2 separate regions of the Mus musculus genome follow, and region 2 is linked to region 1. A link is a loop called in an ENCODE intact Hi-C map of the cell type or tissue named here. Cell type or tissue: heart. All regions are shown on one strand. Links, peaks and the distances in the headings refer to the core of each region. The heading gives the core; the rest is flanking DNA.

Region 1 (8,340 bases), core at 341-8,340:
TGTTGAGATTCTAAATTTTCTAGAGCTAGGCTTTTTTGTCCTAAACACTGGCTCAGAAATCCCTGCTTCAGCCAGTCACAGATGCAAACAGCATTTTCTACTTTCATCACTGATTTCTGTTATCTAAAAGAAATTCTACCACATTCACTTTTCAAACGGTCCAGGACTTTGCCTATCCCCTTAGGCACAGACGCTTACCTTCTGCCCATGTATGATTTATCCCCAAGCTAGAATTCTTTCTTAGGTTTAAAGGAGAGCTCAGACACTAGGTTTGCTCAGCAACTGCTTTTATATTTGAGCCACTTTTCGGGTCTTCAGAATTTTTCATCAGTGATGAAAAAAGTGCATACCTACTAACTAGCAATTTATTATATTTGAATAAATTAATTACAGAGTAACAAATTGTTAAGTCATTTCTATCAGGTATTCCAGTTAAGTTAAAAAACTGCATACCAAGTTCATGAAAGTATACAGAATAAATCTTTTCAACTTATAATTTAATGCTACACAATCCTTGAGATCTCTTTCTACATAAGGCATTTTACACTACTAAATATATTACCTTCTGGATTCAAGTTTCTCATACTCTTTGTCTTCAACGCATTAAAAGGTCTGACTTGAATCTGATGTTCTAAGATGGAGTCAGGATAACGGTCAAAGAAGATCTCATTGACAGCCATGTCAAAGGTTGGTATAACCTCCTGTAAAAACAAAGATGTAGGAGATGAAGAGGTGACTCAGGAGTTGAGAGCACTTGTTGCTCTGACGATAGGACTCAGGTCTCAGCGCTTTTATCAGGTGGCTCGTAAACCCCTTAACTCTAGCTCCAGGGGTCAGAAACCCTCTTCTGGGCTCCACAGAATCAGGAGTTCAAGGTTCTCTTCAACTACAAAACTGCTCCTGAACACTACCCTGCCTCACCAGCTCCCAATTAACACCCCATCCCCAACCCAAAAAAGATAATTTACTTCATGATACCCAAGAAACCACTAATAAAACTCATTATTTTTAAGAAATACTACTCGTTAGCAAATATAAAACATATTCATTTTAACTGCAGTTGACAGTTTTAGAAAATAGTCAACCTTAGCAAGCAGCCTTTTACCCAAATGTAAAATTCTCCTTTCCAGGAACCTTTACTATGATCTGGAAGCTCAAAGTCAACTTCTCACCTGTGGGTAGGAGATGAGCTGTCTATACAGATTTTTGCTAAATGATTTTATGTGTTCGCAGTTCACATTTAAAAATGGCTCTCCTGTAATATTAATCTGTAAGACATATGGACAAGTCGTATTTTACTAATTATATTATCTCAAAAACCAAAACTTTCACTTGTAAATCATATTTGATTACCTCTCCAAGTTGTTGCATGTACAAAGGTTGAGTAATATCTATGCCAACATTTTCTTCTTCTTTGGCCAGAGGATCAGTAAAACACTGAAGGAATCTCTAGATGTAGAGAAACAATACTAAGCATTAATGAACTTAGGAATATGTAACTATTATTAAAATGCAAAACAATGAGACCAGCAAGATGGTCAGTAACTAAGGATGCTTGGCTGGAAGCCTGACAACCTGAGTTGATTTCCATAACCCTCACAGCGGGAAGAACCAGCCCCTACAAACTGGCCTGAAACCTCCAAATAAAAGCTGTGAAGGGCAGGTACCCCTGCCCCCAGCAATAAATATGTGACAAATTTTTTATGAGTATATAGCTATCTGTACACAAAAATAATTTCTCTGTTTTGGGTTTGAGACAGGGATCCCATTAAGAAGCACAGGCTGGCCTTGGACTTGCTGTAAGCATTTACTACCTAGCTGCTCGTGGTGGCATGCACTTTTAATCACACTCAGAAGGCATATGCGTGTGTGAGCTCCAGGAAAGACTGGTTAACAGATCCAGCTCCAGGATAGCCAGGGGAACATAGAAAAACCATCTTGAAATACCAAGAACTAAGGAAAAAAAAAGTATATCACCATTTTCCGCATGGCATATCCCTTTTCTGGAATAAAATCTAGACCACTAACAACCTGCTATTATGCACCATGGCTATTCACACATAGGTTATACTTTCACCCGAAGTCTCAGACTGAGTTTTAGTGTACATAAGCTTACCTGAAAATTCTCTTTACATGTTGCCACATTCACATCTGTTCCCCAAATCACAAGCTTTTGGCCTAGAGACTGTTCACTTGGTACGATGTCTTCTGCTGCTGCCTATTGAGAAAGCGAGGATAGAAACATGTTAATGGGATGACCTACTTTATGCTCTCAAGGTAACACCATCAGAGATCTGCTTTGTACTCACGCCATCAGACTGCAGATCCACCTGCAAACCCTTTCGTGCTGAGCCCAGATCTGGCCTCTGCCTTACAGGTGTGCCTCTCACCCCACTTCTTGGGGTTCCTTCCACTCGCGAGCTGGGAGTGCCATATGTCAATGGTGAACTAACATCAAAGTCCAAAGGAATAGCTATAAAGACAAGATATTTAGCTTTACCATGAAATCCCCATAAGCACATCAAATCCCAATTCCGGAATGCTGTTTGACAATTTAAACAGAATACTTTACTGCAATCTTTCATACCCCAATTGTAGTTCTACTATAAAGTATGCTTTCTTTGCTCACTAGGTCCTAAAATGTACCAACTCTGCTTCTCTCCTCAGGTGTTTCAGTGAAGAATCTATCAGTACACACAGAATAATAGCAACTGGTAAACCAGCAAAACCGACGGCTGACCCACCTAAAGAATGCATCTGAGGAGGGCTGGAAAACAAGGCATTCTGTGCAGGTGGGCTCTGCAGGTCGGCTCCTGGTGAGGTGGGCATTGGCAGTAGCTCTCCGGTGGAAGAATCTTCGCCTCTACGTCTCCGATTGGGTGACGACCTGCTTTCCTCACTTCGAACTTCCGTCATACAAAACAAAAAAGACGATCAACGCTCAAGCTTAGTCTTCCAGGAAGTGCCTTAGGGTAGTCATATTACTTAAACAAGAACACCCCCCCCCCAAAACCCTCAAACTGGAACAGAGGGACAAGGTGTAGGAAAAGGTGGGTCAACTGAACTGACCACGCCAGACTGCCTGGAGACGAGAGCCCAGTATGTGGGTGACAGAGGCTACTATATGCTCAAGGCCTGTCAACCACACACCAGGCTCGAAGGACTCAGGACTTTCCACAGTGCTGCGGGAAGAGACACGAGGCGGAAAGGGGGCAGATGAAGGAGGGAACTCACGGGACTGGGTTGGGGTGACTCGTCCGCGTCGGCTGCTGCGGCGGCTCGGGGTGGATGCCGGGGACGACATGGTGCTGTGGTTGCTGCGCGACAAAAGAAATCTGGCTCTCAGTTGTCCCGCTCCGGGACCTCTCGTACCTCGGATCCGGGTTAGTTGCAAACGCGCACAAAACGGCGAGTCAGGGTTCTGCGCCACCCAGGAGAACGTTCCTGGGCCCGCAGGGTGAAGCGATTCCCGCCAGCCGCTCTGTCGTCACAGCGACCGAAGACGCCTGGCCAATCAAAGAGGCAAGCGCGCGTAGCTCCGCCTCCGGAAAGCGCCGTAAGTGAACTCTGAGAAAAGGTTTCCGGCCAATCACAGCGGCAAAGGCGTGTAGCTCCGCCTCCGGAAGGCGCCACTGCAAGCCGGAGGGGGAGTTCTCGACCGCTACCTAGGAATTACAGCCTAGATTCACTTGCACGCCCCTCGCCTTGGATGGGCCAGCCTGCAGCGGGATTGCGTTTTGGCGGGAAACCCGGGGCCGGCACAACTCCCTTGTGTGTTTACATTTGCGTTGTCCCGAGTGCAAACACCAATCTGTGATATCTCCGCATGGTTAGACTGGTTCTGTCCCTTTGCATTCCGATGTGTACATGTTAAACGCTACAGATCTGCAGGCCGGTGCGCGTCTTCACCCCCCCACCCCCGCGAGAGTATAAGGGAGCAGTTCCGGCTGGGCCTTCAGGGAAGAGCTGGCTAGAGTGCTGAGACGCGCATGCGCGAAGCGGTGCCGGCGTGATGGCGGAGGAGGGAACCGGCGTACGGTGTTGGCTACTGCAGCTGCAGGAGTTCCTGTCCGCAGCAGACCGCTGCAGTGCTGCCGGGGCCAGTTACCAGCTGATTCGTAGTCTGGGGCAGGAGTGCGTGCTGAGCACTAGCTCTGCAGTGCAGGGTGGGTAAGGTCCCTAGACGCAGGGCTCAGCGTTTCTCTCCGTGGTGCGTGTAGTCAACGTCCCGTAAAGTTTATGGAATTGGTAGATGTGTATACTGCTCTCTTCCTAGTATCTGAGGAAGATGCTTTAAAACAGGTGTTGGAAAATGACCACCAAGTTTGGTAGTCATTTTTATCCAAAGTTGGATGAGAGTGCAAGATGGAAGTATTTTCTTCCAGAATAAACTCGCTTGAACTCAATAGGACCTTGACAAAAATCCTTTTTTCGTTGCACCATGTTTTCAGAATAATTGCAAAAATTAATGAAAGTCATGCAATTCTGTAGACATTTTTATTTTTTAGGTTAGGTATTTCCTATCTTGGGCTATAGCCCAAGATAGTCTGGAATTTACTATGTATGTAGAACAAGCCTTCAAATACTGGGGTTATAGATGTGAGGTACCACACGTGCCTTGCTCTTTTTAACCATTTAGTAATTGATGTGTTAAAATAGAGGCTCGAATCTGAACACAGCACACTGGGCCAAAAACAGTTCCACGTGTAAGAGGTTTGGAGGGGGTGGCAGAAAGAGAAGGCGCAGAGAGAGAGAGAGTGAGAGAGGGAGGGACATTCCCTTTATTTATATGGAAAATGACAACACAGGTAAAGGTGGGAGGTGAGCCAAGTGGATATTCTGGGAATATGGTGCCTGATGTCTTGGCAACAGGTCTGCTGGCCTTGCTGTCGCCTATGTGATGTCATAGGTTTGGGAGGTCCTGATGCCAACATACCTCCCTTGTTATAATAAAGAGAAGGAAAGAAAAAGGGAGGGGAAAGCCATGGTGAAAAGGGAGCAAGGGTGTTGTGTCTCTTAAGCTGCTTCCTGTTGTCTAGGGTGTCAATTTTGGGGGGTAGCTGGTTTTCACCATCGGGATCGACTTGGTAAACGTTCACATCAGGTTCCTCTGTGGACAGCAGCTCTTCTGTGGGCAGCAGCTGGCAATACTGTAACAGGAGCTGATTAATATTTGGTTAGGAATTTTTTGTATTTCTCATTGAAGGAATGTAGAAACAAGATTAATGAGGCAGGGAGCAAATAACACCAGGAAGATGACTAGGAAAGGTGCTTATCCCAGCACTCGGGAGGCAGAGGCAGGCGGATTTCTGAGTTCAAGGCCAGCCTGGTCTACAAAGTGAGTTCCAGGACAGCCAGGGCTACACAGAGAAACCCTGTCTCAAAAAATAAAAACAAAAAACCCAAAACAACAACAAAAGACAAAAACAAAAAATGAAAGGGAGCATCCACTTCCATATAGGATTTTCAAAAATCCCAGAACTGGAGGCCTCACGGTCCCTGAAGTTCTCTATGTCTGACTGTAGCTCCTGGGTTTTATTTCTCACTGTCCTGGATTGGTTGATGTAGAAACAGCATTTTTCTTGAAGGAACAGGCAAAGACCACCTTATTTAGCTGTCAGGACATCTAGCCCCCATCAGTTCTGAAGCACCCCAGCTGCCAAAGAATCGACCAACAACTCCTGTCTCCCACCTGGAATCCCATGGGTCTTGTATGCAGAAAAAGAGTGTCTTGTGTTGATAGAAGAAATGATTGGTCTGTGATCCTAGCATATGTATTTGACAAAACCAATATGGGCAGCCCCCATATTGTCTGGCCATTTTCTACAATAATCTTTTATGTGGTAAAAGAGAAAGCAAGTATAGAAATCATTATATTTAGATGGGATAACAGATGACAGCAATTTGGATAGGTTCCTAGCATCCGGCTACGGAGGAGTTTCCTGACCCTATTTGGAAAGACTGTTATGGGGCGGGGGGTTCCTTGCACCTAGAATCGCCAGATGTAAGGGCTGCCCTGGATGGAAATGAACAGCAGGGGGGAGGACAAGAGACCCATGTCTAATCCAGTGAGGTCAAGCTTGGCTGCTGGAGTGGAGTCTCATTTTTCTGGGATTGGGGGCAAAATAGGTGGTCTTCACGTCCTCCAGAACTTAACAGAGCATGGTCCTGTTAGGGTCGATGTGTATGAAGAAGAGTCATTTTTAGGTGGAGGAATGTAAGGTTTGAGATGAGACAGATGGACCCAATGAGAGAGTCCATGGAGTTTAGCAGCTGTAGGTGTCGTGAGGATTACCTTAAAAGGGCATTTGGGGGAGAGGGGTGAGGGTCAGTGATCTGGAGGGGATAGAAGGACTTGGTCTCTAATGCTGACAGGCAGTGGACAGAACACAGTGTGTGGCCAAGGTAGATGGTGGTCAGCAAAGTTCCATAGGAGAGAATGGAGGTGGCAAATTAATGGGGTGAGTAGATGGTCTGAGAGGGGAGAGCATTTGTGTGAAAGACCAGGAGTTAGGACTGGATGTCCATACATGAGTTCAAAGGGCAAGATGAGGAGAGGTCACTTGGGGAGAGCTCATAGCCTGCAAAGAGCCAGAAGTAGGAGTTTTACCCAATCAAGGTGAAGTTCTTGTGACAGCTTAACAAGACTGGTTTTTAAAGAGCGGCTAGTTCTTTCTACTTTACATGAAGATTGAGGGTGTAGGGAATATGAAAATGCCAGGGGATGTCTAGGGCCTTAGATAGTATTTGAGAAACTTGGGAAGTAAGTTCGGGACCATTGTCTGATTGAAGAGAGGCTGGGACACCAAATGGAGGGGATGATCTCTAGGAGGAGATCAAAGACTATCTGAGCCCTTTTGTTAGTTGTGGGAAATGCCTCTACCCACCCCGAGAAGGTGAGAAGGTGTCTACTAAGACCAGGAGGTACTTAGCATGTCTGACAGTGGGCATGTGGGTAAAGTCAAGTTGCCAGGCAGTTCCAGGAAGTGAACCTCTAGCTTGATGGATAGGAAAAGGGGTGCTACGATACGTTCAGTTGGAGTCAGACGCCTGACAGATTTTGCAAGAAGCAGTGATAGATTTTAAGAAGTGTAAGTCCTCAGGAGTAGGCTGTAGGTGGGTCTTAGAAGAGGACAGTGCTTGGCTGTTAGGATGAAAGAGCTGGTGAAGATAGGACAGAGTTTGGCGGGTGTCAGGGGGTGAAGGTGGAGATGTAGGTTGTAGTGTAAGAGTGTCCTGGGGAGGATGAGACAAGTCTAGGCCCCTGAGGGCGGCAGCTCTAGCTGAGTCCTTAGCCATTCTGCTTGGTGTGAGGTGGCATCTCAGGGTCATTTTGATTTGCATTTCCCTGATGACTAAGGATGTTGAACATTTCTTTAGGTGTGTCTCAGCCATTCGAGATTCTTAAGTTGAGAATTCCTTGTTTAGCTCTGTACCCCATTTTTTATAGTGTTATTTGGTTCTCTGGAGTCTTAATTTCTTGATTTCTTTGCATATATTGGATATTAGCCCTTGACTGGATGTAGGATTGGTAAAGATCTTTTTCCAATCGGTTGGTTGCCATTTTATTCTATTGATAGTGTCCTTTGCCTTACAAAAGCTTTTCAGTTTTATGAGGTCCCATTTGTTGATTCTTGATCTTAGAGCATAAGCCATTGGTGTTCTGTTCAGAAACTTTCCCCCTGTGCTGATATGTTTGAGGTTCGTTCCCACTTTCTCTTCTATTAGATTCTGTATATCTGGGTTTTTTTTTTCCTTTGATTTAAGTTTTATTGGATTATGATAAGAAAAGATACATAATTTCAATTTATCTGAATTTGTTAACATTTAAAAACATAGTTTGAGTAAATAGACTTACATCACATTCTTCTTTCCCTTTTGTACCCCAAATCCTCCTGGAGAGCCCCCCATTCAAAATCTGCAATACCTTTCATTTTTTATCATATTCTTTAAAATTTATGAAATATTATAACACTAAAAATAAGTATTATAAAAGTTGTTTGATATAAAACAGCAGCCAATTGAACAGCCTTATGTAGATGTTTGCAGCAATATTGAAAATACATAACGTTTTTCTCAATATAAATCTTTTTTTTTTTTTTTTTTTTTTTTGGTTTTTCGAGACAGCGTTTCTCTGTGTAGCCCTGGCTGTCCTGGAACTCACTCTGTAGACCAGGCTGGCCTCGAACTCAGAAATCCGCCTGCCTCTGCCTCCCGAGTGCTGGGATTAAAGGCATGCGCCACCATACCCGGCTTCAATATAAATCTTATTTTTATTTATTTATTTTTATGTTTTTGGTTTTTTGAGATAGGGTTTCTCTGTGTAGCCCTGGCTGTCCT
Region 2 (8,340 bases), core at 240-8,239, 510 kb after region 1:
CCCCCTTTCCTCCGGAGACGCCCCTTCCCGCGCCCCGCCCCTTGCGAAAGCCGTCGTCTCAAGTTCCACGGGCTCAAACTGAGGGAGCTGCTGTCTAGGCTCTTCCTCTCGCTCTTTAGGGAGCCTGAGAGCTGATCTACAGGTCATCCTCTCTCCTAGCTAAGCAAAGCCTTAGAGCAGTAACCAGTGATGTGTTAGAATAGCGGGTCACCAAGAAGCACACTAGGCCCAGGCAGTTCAACGTGAAGAGGTTTTATTGAGAGGGAGAGATAAGGGAGTGGCAGAGAGAGAAGAGAAGAGAGCGAGGAGGGGGTGTTCTCCTTATTTATATGGAAAATGATGTAACACAAGTAAGGGTGGGAGGTGAGCCAAGTGAGTTCTGGGATATGGTGGTCGTTGGCTTGGCAGCCGTAAACTAGAATTCAATAATTATTGTTAATTAGTAATAAAACATAAGTAAGCCAGGAAAAGGAATAGTACTTCTCTAACTAATGAGGAATTCTTAAATATAAAATTCATAAATATCAAGAGCAAAGATTTCCTATTTAAAAAAAAAAACTATAGGAACACTAGTTGGATTTGTTATAAAGTAGGTTTCACATACTATAGATCTGGGAAAAGCCAGAGAGCTTACATTCTTAAATTTCTAGATGCTGGTTCAGGGAACATTTTAATGTGGAAGATGAAGCCGTTCCTTGGATGTTTTAAAGCGCTAGGACATAGTTGTCTATGTATGTTCAAACCAGCAGGACAGAGAGCTGCTACTTGAGTGGAAACTGGATTAACAGGGTTTCTAGTGTCGAAAAAAACACTAAATAAGTCCTTGTCAAGAATGTGTTTGCATGGGACTTAAGTAGAAACTAGATTAGCGGAGGCATATTCTATAAAGATATATATTGAAGAAAATATTAAATAAACTATATTGTTGAAAACTTGGAGTGGACAATGGAAAGGATTCTCAGAAAGTTGTATTTACAGATGTGTACAGAAGAGGAGCTTAGAGCCTGGGTGGTGACTTTATTCTCTAACTGAAAGATAGGCAGAGTGGGAAACAAGGCCCTTAATGAATTAAAAATACTACTGCAAGTGGAGCAGTTTTTGATATGCCATTCTGCAAAGGGGGACTACAGCATAGGAGAAAAAAGGACAAAATGACTGGCTTACTGACGTAACACAAGACAGTGGGGTTTTCTGTCTGCTTTGGGTTTCTGTTTGTTTCTTCCACTGGTTAGCTTGTTTGTTTGTGTTTGTTGAGACAGGGTCTCTCACTACTTAGCCCTGACTATCCTAGAACTTACAGTGTAGACCAGGCTAGCCTCAACTCAGAGATTTTCCTGTCTCTGCCTCCTGAGTGCTGAGATTACTGCTGTGCACTACCGCACATGGCAAAATAATATTTGTTTTGTTGTTGTTTGTTTGTTTTTAAAGTCCGAGTTGCAAAAAAAAAAAAAAATCCTGCCCTTCTTTTCCCATGGGCTGATATTTTAGAGAATTACAATTTTCCCAAATTCCCAAAAGTAGTGAATTCAAGGCTGTCTTAGGCTACGTGAAAGGAAACACCAAGTTTAGTTTTCTCTTGGAATAGTTTTCTTAGTCTTTCTAGAATATGTGGTTTTGCTATTGGTTTGTAGTCCTTCTGCAGCACTAATACAATGCTAGCTTGTCACTTCCTCTTATAACTCTCACCTTCCCTGAATATTTCTATCCAAACTTTTATAGATATAGATGTGAGGTCTACTGGAGTGTTCCAGGAATGCCTGCTGAAGTATATAGGTTCTTGTGTCCTACTGCAATGAATTGGACCATGGCTCTGTGATTAGAAATACAGATATAGTCTATGTAAAAATTTGAAACACTCCCAAGAATGAGAGTGAGCTACAAACAAACAAACAAACAAGTGTGTTCCAGATACACTGGGTCAGAGGCCTATCACTTTTTATGGGTTATGTACAATATTCATACAAGTTTGGGCTTTCAATGAATATATTCCATTTGTTGAATGAATACCAGGTTGGGGGTGGCTTCTTGCCATTCTCTGCTTATTGATTTCTTTTATATATTAATATTGATATAATTTTCTCTAGTCTGTTCTCTCCTGCCATAATTCCTTCCTGAGAGCTGGGATCCCAAATGTCTTTTTGGCAAGCACAATTATGATCAATGAATCCTCTACAGCCAATTCCAGGCTGAGAGGCGCAGACCTACCTAAAAAGGACCACAAAACTCCCAACCTTATCTGTTGATTGGGAAAGAGACTATGTATTTTCTATAGAAGGAAATAGTTGGAATCCTGCACCACAGAGAGTTTAGTTTGAAATGGTTGCATGTCCTAGGTGACACAAATTTTACAAGATTGAAATGCTAGGCTTAAGCAAGAATAAGATGATTATGTAAATTGATAATCCAATCAAGGAGAGATCCATGAAAGCCATGGCTGTGTGCATTTCAGGATAGTCATTCTTTATAGTTTGTTCTCAGGGCTATGGTTGTGTGTGTGTGTGTGTGTGTTTTTTTTTTTAATGCTGATAGCTATATATTAAGAATATGGCAAATGGGGCTAGAGAGATGACTTAGAGGTTAAGAGCAATTGTTGCTCTTGCAGAAGACCCAGGTTTGGTTGCCAATAACTTCAATTTCAGTTCCATGTGATCCACTGCCCTCTTCTGGACTCTGTGAACAATGAATGCATATGGTTGGTACACAGACATAGAAGCAGGAAAAACAACCATAAATATAAAATAAAAATAAATTAAATCTTTTTTCAACACAATTTAGTGAGATAGAAAAGAACAACTTCAAGAAAAATGATGATGGTGAAATGCATTAAAAGGAAGAGAGTGTAAAGCTTAGTCGTTTGAGTGCCAACAGTATCAGATGAAAAATAATGCAACAAACCAAAGCATGATTGAAGGTTATCAATACTGATGAGTTTAGATGAATCTATCTGAATGCATTTACATACATAGAACTTGGAGCCTGAATATGACATAGACTTTCCTACATTATCCTCCTTATGAATTCTTCTCCTTTAGATTTTTGTATACTCTTCAGGGAGCAATGCCTCCCTCCACTTGCCCAAGTAATGCCATGGCAAGATGAGGTTTTCCCCCTAGCTTATCACATTTAAGGACATTATGCATACAGTTTCCATTTGGCCATGAGACTTGTGAGCACATCTGGAGAAAGTGTATGTTTATCATTGCTGCTTTGTCCCTGCATAAGCTATTTGGAATAGAAAACCAGTAAAGGGAGCAACACCCCTCACCTGGAGTGCCTGGTTCTGCTGACTCTAGAATCAGCACTTCCTATTTGCACAATATATGCTGGCTAACATTTAGCCTCGGAGGTATCCATGGTCTATATGGTCAAGAAGATAAGTATCTCATCTAAGCTGTAGAATGCTTTGAGAGCTGTTCCATCATTCCCTAGAACTAAGCCTAAAAACAAGGGTGAAAATATTGGCTGTCCTTTGAGTGATTGTACCCTCACTGGCTTTAGTCTCTAATTATGGTTGTTGAATGTCAGTTTAAAAAGTATTGAAGCATAAATTGTGCTTTAAAATCTAGATGTTGCCGGGCAGTGGTGGCGCATGCCTTTAATCCCAGCACTTGAGAGGCAGAGGCAGGTGGATTTCTGAATTCATGGCGAGCCTGGTCTACAGAGTGAGTTCCAGGACAGCCAGGGCTATACAGAGAAAACCTGTCTTGAAAAAAAAAAAAAAAAAAAAGATCTAGATGTTATACAAAACTTAGACACATTGACATAGATAATTTTTAAATAAACTTTTAATGTCTTTTAAGACTATTTTTTCTAATTAGAAACCAGACACAGAGAAAAACAATAAACAACTGTCATAATAAAACACACACAAAAAAAAAATCTTTATTTTTAACAGCACATTGTGGTGGCCTGAATGAGATATTCACCACAGTCTAAGGCATTTGAATACTTGGCCTCTGGTTGGTGGTACATTCTGTTGGGGAGTTTTAAGAGATGTTGCTTTGTTAGTAGAGGTATGCCCCCTGGGGGCAGACTTTAAAACTTTAAAGACCCATGCCATTTTGAGCCACTCTTTCTACTTTCTGCTTAGGATTTAAAATGTGAGTTCTTGAACTCTCATCAAAGAAGTTTGACTTCATATATGTTAATTAACACAGAGAATGGATAATGTCCAGAGAGTGAGAGACTTTGGAGCACTCAACCCTATATAGAATGCTTTTATCAAACTCATCCCCTCAAGGCTCCTGGACATAGGTAAAAGAGACAGAAAGACTTTAAAAGCAAAAGGTAGAAGATGACTCCAAAGAAACAGGACTGATGCACATATGAATACAGAGAATGTTAGTAATATCACACTGCACAAGTAAAAGCCAGACAGAATCCCAGCAGAGAATGGTAGTAATGTACTACAGGGGGACACCAGAGAGTGCATATAAGGAAACACCAGAGAGCAGTGGTAACATACTATAGGGAATACCAGAGATTGGTGGGAATATACTATATGGTGGGGACACCAGAGAATGGTGATAATACACTAGAGAGAGACATCAGAGAATGAGGGTAGTATGCTATAGAGGAATTCCAGAAATTAGTGGTAATATATTATGGGGGGGGGGCTAGAGAGTGGTAGCAATATACTATAGATGGATGCCATAAAGTGGTGGTAATAGGGGAATACCAGAAAATGGCCAAAAACCACCACAGTGGGCACCAGAGTGGTGGTAATACACAACACCATGGGGGACGGCAGAGAATGTTAGTGATGCACCCCAGGGAACACCAGGGAGATAACTTTATAATTATACTTGTGCAACTCCAAAAGTTAGCAGATTTCTATAACACCACTTGTCCTACAGCTAAACATAATCCCAACTTATACTGAAACAAAAAGGAAACACAACCCAGTGAAGAGATAAAGGATTTGAAAATGGCTGATACACACCAGGGGAACATAAAATTTGGTTCCCCCAAACAGACCAATGAGAAACTATTAAGGAATGCCTCTCAAGAAAAAAGGCAGTAACTGCTCTAGTCACTCAAACCTTTGGTAGGAAAGGACTAAAATCCTCAAGCAAGTAACCAGGACCTGTTATCTTTGCCTTTGTTGTGACCCAGAGATAGTGTCAAAGAACTACCCTTACTAAAATTCATGCAAAGGAGATGCACATTCCCTGGGGAAATATTGACAAATAGATTTTATTCAGATGCCTTTCTGAGGTAGAAACAATACATTTGGACAGAAAAAGCAAAAGAAGTGGTTGAGTCCTCATCAAAAAGAGTCAGTCCTCATGTTGGATTCCCAAAACCTCTTCAAAATAACAATGGGCTTTATTTATCTCAAAAATATTTTCACGCTTGAATATAGCATTCTGTGGGTAAAAAAATGCTTGCTGCACAAGCATGAGGGTAAAGATGTTGGATCCCTGGAACTCCTGTGGATTCCAGGTGGGCTTTGTGGCCATCTGTAATTTCATCACTCAGAACATAGATATAGAGGAAGCTGACATAGGGCAGCTAGCTAAATTAGCCATTTTCACAAGGTCTGGCTACAAATGAGAGACCCTGCCTTAATGAAAAAGTTGGAGAGTGAATAATAATGACTTCGGAAGTCAGCTTTGGCCCTCCATTCATATGCATATGTGCACACATAGAGACACACACGGAAAGTGTACCTAAATACATTTAACCATATATGCATGTACATACATTACACACATGCACATACTAAATATTTGGTTAAGAAAGGGAAAAGAAAAGGTGACCTAGGAGAGCTTCCTGTTCCTACTGATTCCTAAAGGACAATGCACTATTATATTTGACTTAAAAGACTGCCTTTTAGCCGGGCGGTGGTGGCGCACGCCTTTAATCCCAGCACTTGGGGAGGCAGAGGCAGGTGGATTTCTGAGTTCGAGGCCAGCCTGGTCTACAAAGTGAGTTCCAGGACAGCCAGGGCTACACAGAGAAACCCTGTCTCGAAAAAAAAAAAAAAAAAAGACTGCCTTTTCTCTATTCCCTTACATCCTAATGGTAAGAAACAATTTTCATTTTATGTTTCTACTTTAAACAATCAACACCCAATGACTTGATATCAATGGAAGGTTTTCCCACAAAAGATGAAAAATAGCTTCTATCTATGCCAATATAATGTACATAAAGCATTTTAGCCAGTACTGAATAAATTTCTGAAAGTACTCATTATTCATTATGTGGATGGCATTATACTCTCCAGCTCATCTAATCTTAATGATGACTTAAATGACTGTTTAATTTTTATAGTAAACAAACAGAAAAAGGAAAATTTGAACATAGCTCTGGATAAAGTACAAAGCATTTAACTTATAATTATAAGTTACACTATTCAGGATACACTATTACTAAACAACAAATATGCCATCATCATCTCCACTTAGAATTTCCCAAACAATGAACCTTCAATTATTTACCAAAAATATTTGAACTATGTCAATTATGTACATCTTTATCTGCCTATTACTACTAAAGATTTAACTCTGATCTTTCATTTCTTTCTGGAGACTCTTGATTAAATACCATAAGAAACATAACACTCAAAGCATAGAGTTTTAGTTTATTAAATAATTCTGCTGCTGAAGTGGTAGCTCATAAAATTAATACCTTATTTTATTATTAATTACTTATCCTTTCTTCCTCCTCATCACCTACTGAAATTATATACCAACAAGGTGATGATATTATAAACATGTATGCATGTCATAATTCTTTACAATATGTAACTATTTATAAGAAATTATAGATTTATAATATTATAGATTTATAATATAATAATGTCTTAGCTTACTGCTAAAGAGCTGCAGAAATCATTGTGCTATTAATGTTAAATAATTGCAGACTTATTATTTTTCTACACCAGTAATAATTGGTAGGTAGCATTAACATAGTACTCAAGATGTATAAATTATCCTAAAGATCTCCTTTTAATACTTTTTGACAATACCCCACATATATTACCTAAAACTACATCTAAAAATTCTATAGATATTGTTCTTAATGCTTTTATAGATGGCTCTTCAAAAGGACAAGGAGCTTATACTTTGTATACAAATTCTATGTTCTCCCCATGAGATACAGGCAGGCAGGCTGGCAGACAGACAGACAGACAGAAATTTGTACCCACTCCTTGTTATACAGCTCAATACTGACCTCACTGTAATCACTCAGCTTTTGTTAGATGTTTCTCGTTCTTTGAATATTTTAACTGAATCTGTATACTGTGCTCAAACTGTTTCACTTTTAGAAACTTCGAGACCTAACCCAACTCCCTGTTCACATTATCTCACAGTCATTTCTCTCCCTTCAGCTGTTTATATAACCAGGAGTTCAATATTTTTTCATAACTCATTTTCATGTTTATTCTTATTTCCCAGGATCATTAACATTTACTAATGCTTTCTTTGTGGGCCTATCAAAAGTCTCATGACCTTCTTCACTTTCTTATTATTCTCTCACACCACTACCATCTACTTACAGAATTAATGCTCAGGTTTTAAATGATAATGCCATTCAACAGATATTACTCATATCTCAGAATTTGAATATTTGAGATATGTTCATGTAACAATTTCTAATATGATTATTTCTTCTGCTCACAGGGGTGGAACAAGATCAGATGCCATTAATAATTCACTGGCATCTTTTCCTTTCATAATTCCTTTACAGAATTTTGCAATTTATAGAAATTAATCATGTTACTGGAATCCTTTAGAATCCACAGGGTCAAGCTATTGTGGAACAACTCCATGAAATCCTTAAGTGGCCAATTTTAAAAGGGAGGTGGTTATATACCCCCACTTAAATCCCCACATACTATGTTACATTTAGCAATTCTAACTTTATTTTTTCCACTTTAAAAGATAAATTTTTTGGTTGCCCAACAGCATTTTACCCTAAAGGAGACACAGCCTAAAATATATTTTAAGAGGAAAGATCTAGAAACTAATCCATGGAAATGGTCCAGTATTCTAACATTAGGAGAAGTTATGCTTGTGTCTTCCCAGAAAATGAATGAAGTCCCAGATGGCTCCTACTCTGACGCATCTGACTAGGACAGCATTCCAGAGACACACACACCCCCACACAAATAAAGTGTCTGAATGGAGACAACAAACCCATCAAGAGGAGATGTTCCAAGAGGAAGAGGAAGCAGACATCAAGGAACCTTGGGGAGACAACAGGGACTTAATTCTACTGACCCCAAAATGATGCTGTTATATTTACTAACTATATTACATGTTAATTCTCAGTTTGCCAATGTATAATACAAATTCATTTTAACAGCTGAGTAGTACTCCATTGTGTAAATGT

What was found. Peaks named below come from ENCODE experiments on the same cell type or tissue, not always from the same donor. Only the 100,000 strongest peaks of a DNase experiment are listed, where the experiment ranks them.
Region 2: it touches region 1 in a loop (6-fold over the local background); 3 of 42 quality-filtered maps call a loop at or near these places.

Annotation. Positions count from the first base shown.
Region 1 is chr16:15,633,877-15,642,216 of GRCm38, forward strand. It overlaps Mcm4 (minichromosome maintenance complex component 4), which reads right to left and starts at 3,524. Exons shown (of 16, transcript NM_008565.3): 1 at 3,235-3,524; 2 at 2,745-2,906; 3 at 2,310-2,473; 4 at 2,117-2,218; 5 at 1,354-1,449; 6 at 1,173-1,268; 7 at 563-701. The coding sequence starts at 3,304. Prkdc (protein kinase, DNA activated, catalytic polypeptide) reads left to right here and starts at 3,990. Exons shown (of 86, transcript NM_011159.2): 1 at 3,990-4,166. The coding sequence starts at 4,013. In heart, for the core only: no CTCF peak of the experiment used is centred there; DNase peaks (open chromatin) are centred at 3,615 and 3,925; H3K4me3 peaks cover 2,906 bases; H3K27ac peaks cover 1,881 bases.
Region 2 is chr16:16,146,877-16,155,216 of GRCm38, forward strand. No RefSeq gene overlaps it. Among named protein-coding and RNA genes, the nearest start is that of Spidr, 4.2 kb to the left of the region's middle. In heart, for the core only: CTCF peaks have their summits at 2,666 (motif pointing left) and 4,021 (motif pointing left); no DNase peak of the experiment used is centred there; H3K4me3 peaks cover 227 bases; H3K27ac peaks cover 180 bases.